Linked DNA regions of Mus musculus: region 1 is linked to region 2. A link is a loop called in an ENCODE intact Hi-C map of the cell type or tissue named here. Cell type or tissue: left cerebral cortex. All regions are shown on one strand.

Region 1 (2,500 bases), 140 kb after region 2:
CAGAGCCCTCAAGCTTACTGGGGAAAGAGCATATTCTTAATACATGCTGAGCACAGCCATACTGCCTGCTAAGGTGGACAGCTGGCAGCAAGGCTGTGCCCTAGACTTGTACAAGCTTTCATCCACAGGCAGGTCGGTGGGAATGGAGGAGGTGCACATCTTCAGAGGGATCTTTCTACTGAGAATCCTCTGACCTCTGACACCATGGCAAAGTGCTGACCTCAGATAAGGAAGAACTGTCTGACCCAGACTCTCCTCATTCAGTGGTAAGGTGTGTTTGGCTACAGAGGAGTCACTGGGTGTACACCAAAGCATCCAAGGGCCTCAGGATGAGAAGAGGCACTATAGGCTAGAACTTGTACTCCTCTGACCTCTTTGTCTGCTCCAGCTTCCAGACATCAGTTTCCAGGCTTGACTGGACCCTACCATGCACTTGTGCATGGATGGCATCTGGAGTCGAGGACCCTGGGGCCTGGAGGCATGTATGCAGGTGACATTCAGTCATATAGACTCAGGAACTGCTCTCTTTAGCCTCAGCACTGCACACCATATTCCATTGTGTCTATTTTCGATTGAGGGGACCTGAAGACAAGGGCCTCTTTCTGGGTATCTCCTTCAGACTCACTGACAACCTGGACAGAATGTCTATGGAATGTGGGGGAGTGAAGAAAAAGGCCTGGGGCCTGGAGGCATGTATGCAGGTGACATTCAGTCATATAGACTCAGGAACTGCTCTCTTTAGCCTCAGCACTGCACACCATATTCCATTGTGTCTATTTTCGATTGAGGGGACCTGAAGACAATGGCCTCTTTCTGGGTATCTCCTTCAGACTCACTGACAACCTGGACAGAATGTCTATGGAATGTGGGGGAGTGAAGAAAAAGGCAGCAGGAGATATCCTCTCCCTCCAGGAGATGAGGGCCAGAAAGGAACTCCACCAACAGGAAGTCCTGAGGACACCCTGTGCCATGAAATTCCCTCTATGAATGCTGTAGGAGCTTGGGTGTCTGGAGCTGGGGGGAGGGGGGAAGGGGGGAGGGGAAACCCAGCCACTCCCAGGTCTGCTGGGAACTGCTGGTCTAAGTCTCTAGGGAACTAGCTGCATTTACCAGAACCAGGGACAGAAGTACCACTTGACATTTGCCTCTGCATCTTGCAGACCTCTTGAGGGAGCAGCCATTTGGATTAGAAAGAACCATGACACATGCACAATCTCTGAAACAATGGTGGTGATGCTGGCCTCATGGTTAAGTAGGCCTGGCTCATCCTTGTACTTACAGGGTTCTTCTTACCTCTCAGCCTCAGTTTCCTGACCTGTCCTCTGAGATCACTGAAGAGACTGAACCCACAGTCTCTGCAAATGCCACCCCTTCCATCCACAGTCCTAATGCTCTGTAGGCCTATTGGCCTCACGGTGACTTACCTACGGCCAAATGGAGGCCAAAGCAGAGCAGGATCAGAACTGCTGGGGGATGATGCACAGGCTCGATAAGCTGCTAGACCATTCCCCTGGGAAAGAAGACCACAGGTCACGTGGGGCACTGGCATCTGGGTGAGCTCACAACATCCCTTCACTTGCCCCAAGAAAAACTGAGTGTGTGTGCACATTAGTGTGGGAATATGCACGTTAGTGCAGGTGCCCGTGGAGGCCTGAAGAGGGCACCTGATCCCCCAGAGATGGAGTTACCGGTGACTGTGAGCCTCTCAACATGGGAGGAACTGAACTAGGGTCCGCTTAAAGAACAGTAAGAACTCTTAAGCACGGAGCCACCCTGCCAGTGCCCATATGTATTTTTTATTAAACCCTTTTCCTGGTTTCCCCTTCGAAAATCACCAATCACTTCCCCCCCTTCCTATGCTCCCCAACCCACACACTCCTGCTTCCTGGCCCAAGCATTCCCCTATACTAGGGCATAGCACCATCACAGGACCAAGGGCCTCTCCTCCCATTGATGACTGACTAGGCCATCCTCTGCTACATATGCAGCTGGAGCCATGGGATTCTTTTTTGTTGGTGGTTTAGTCCCAGGGAGCTCTGGGGGTACTGGTTGGTTCATATTGTTGATCTACCTATAGGGCTGCAAACCCCTTCAGCTCCTTAGGTCCCATATGTATTTTTAACAGACTTTATTTCAGGGCAGTTTTAGATTCATAGAGAACTGAGAGAGAGAGAGAGAGAGAGAGAGAGAGAGAGAGAGAGTACAGGGAGGGCAAAGAAACATTCCCTGGGCCCATCTGGTCAACACCCTCCACCAGAATGGGGCATCTGTAGCATGGACAATCATTGCCCTCACTCTGTCTACAGCCTACACAGCATTCATGCTTTGAGCTGCATGTTCTGGGTTCACAGATCCATGTCCTCTACAATGTATACAGACCAGCTTCACTGACCTCGGATACCCCGTGCTCCACCTTGTCCATATTTTCTCAAAGTGTCTCAAAGCCCCCAGATTTAATAGGTTCCAGGAGTTCTGATTTGACACTCATGGGGTCAAAGTG
Region 2 (2,500 bases):
TACTGTACATGGTGTGTGTGCATGTGTATCTGTGGTGTATGTGGGTGTATATGGGTGTGAATGTAAGTATGTGGTATATGTGCGTGTGCGTGTTTTTGTGGGGGCATGGTTATGTGTGTGTGTTTGGTGTATGTGTGGTGCATGTATGTTTATGTGCGTGATGTGTGTGTATATGTATTAATTAATGTATGTATTTACTATGTGTGTGTGTGCATGTTTGTGTGGGGGTGTGTGTGTGTGTGTGTGTGTGTGTGTGTGTGTGACCTTATTAGCAGAGACCCCAGAGGACTTTCTTCCTGTATCCCAAGAAAATAACTGTTGGCCATGTTTCTGCTTTGTCTGTTGGGTTCTGAGGTTACAAGTGTGTAAAACCACATCTTACTTTTAATTGCATTTTAGTCATTGGGCACAAGTTGTTTTTACAGCCAACTTGTTGTGGTAAATATTACTTGTGGAATTCTTACCACCACATAAACTACAGAGGTATAAAATAATAATAACAATAAGAAAAGAAGAAATGATAATAAACTAATAGTAAGAATAAGAAATGATACTATGAAATAATAACAAAATAATAGGAAAGATAATAAAAAAGAAATAATATTAAATAATATAATAATGTAGTAAATGATAATAATGTGAAATAATAAAATAATAATGAGAAATAATAATAATTATTATAAGCATTAAAGCACCAGCATGGGGCAGATACCATTCCTCTATGCTAATTTCTCTACTTTTTTACTAAGAACTGTGAGATATCACTCACCATATTCTCCCCCCCCCAACCCCCCAGACAGGGTTTCTCTGTATAGCCCTGGCTGTCCCAGAACTCACTTTGGAGACCAGGCTGGCCTCAAACTCAGAAATCCGCCTGCCTCTGCCTCCCAAGTGCTGGGATTGAAGGCAAGTGCCACCACGCCCGGCTCACTTGCCATATTCTGCCCAGGCTGCTCATACTCTCAGGCTCGCCCTCCTGGCCATGCTCTCCCAATCCATCCACCCATGGGACCTTTTTCCTGCTTCTTCTTCCCTCTCCTTCATGGTCTCTTCCAAAGACACCGAGGCCGAGAACTGAAATTCCATCAACCTTTCTTCTTGCCAGCTGCAGGCATTAGATGTGTTTACTGATTGATCACAGGAGGTAGGAATGATGTAATCACAATCCCCAAAACTATCGTAAAATATGGGTCCAGAGTCGAGGATCTGGTATTAGATCAAATGTTACTCATACTGTTTCCTCTCAGGCTGAACATCTGAAACCTAGAACATAACAGTCCTTTTAGACAAGGCTACATCAAGCTAAACAATTAGATAGACTTATAGATAGATAGATGAATAGATAGATAGAATTATATATATATTTATAGATATATAGATTTTATATAGATTTATAGATAATATATAGATAGATATCTATCTAGATTTATTGATATATGGATAGATATATAGATGTATAGATATATACAGATAGATGTATAGATATGTAGATATATAGATTTATAGGTGATATATAGATATATAGATGTATAGATTGAAGATCTATAGATGATATATAGACATAAAGATGAATAGATAGATATAGAAATATATAGATCGATATATATCTATATATTGATATATTGTTGTAGGGGGAAATGTCACATAAGGACAGGTCAGTGTACTGACTTCGGGGGTTGAAGAGGATGGCAACCAGATAGGAAGAACAAAACTGTGAGCTAACCTGGACACTTCAGACCTCCCAGCCAAAAACCAAGGAGCATCCAGGGGCTGGCTCATTGCCCCAGGCATAAGTGTAGCAGAGGACTGTCTTGTCTCTCTGTCCACAATGATGGGACAGGAGCAGAATGTACTTGAATAAATAAAAAAATTAATTAAAAAAGAAAAATTGGAACATAATGTGTGTGTGTGTGTGTATATATATATATATATATATATATATATATATATATATATATATGTTATCTGGCAGAAAAAGAAAAAAGATACATCAAGCTAAACATATGGATAGACTTACAGATACATAGATGGATGGATAGATTTAAAAATATACATATATGTATATATATATATATTTATAGATATATAGATAATATATAGATTATATATATTTATTGATATATGGATAGATATATAGATGTATAGGTGTATAGATATATACATATAGATATATAGACATATAGATTAATAGGTGATATATAGATGAATAGATAAGATATAGTAATATGTAGATCGATATATCAATATATTGTTGTAGGTTGAAATGTTACATAAGGACAGGTCTCTGTACTGACTTAAGGGGGTGAAGAAGATGGCAACCCGATAAGAACAAAACTTTGAGCTAATCTGGACACTTCAGACCTCCCAGCCAAAAACCAAGGAGCATCCAGGGACTGGCTCATTGCCCCAGGCACATATGTACCAGAGGACTGCCTTGTCTCTCTATCCACAATGGGATAGGAAAAGGATGTACTTAAATAAATAAAAAAAATAATTAAAA

What was found. Hi-C counts contacts between places; a loop is a spot of excess contacts. Peaks named below come from ENCODE experiments on the same cell type or tissue, not always from the same donor. Only the 100,000 strongest peaks of a DNase experiment are listed, where the experiment ranks them.
Region 1: a loop joins it to region 2, with 21 times the contacts of the local background. A loop is called at or near these places in 4 of 42 quality-filtered maps.

The regions. Positions count from the first base shown.
Region 1 is chr12:17,766,224-17,768,723 of GRCm38, reverse strand. It overlaps Hpcal1 (hippocalcin-like 1), which reads right to left. Exons shown (of 5, transcript NM_001361645.1): 2 at 1,425-1,510. Among named protein-coding and RNA genes, the nearest start is that of Gm51995, 30 kb to the right of the region's middle. In left cerebral cortex, no CTCF peak of the experiment used is centred here; no DNase peak of the experiment used is centred here.
Region 2 is chr12:17,906,082-17,908,581 of GRCm38, reverse strand. It overlaps a transcript of Gm9222 not described here. Among named protein-coding and RNA genes, the nearest start is that of Gm9222, 25 kb to the right of the region's middle. In left cerebral cortex, no CTCF peak of the experiment used is centred here; no DNase peak of the experiment used is centred here.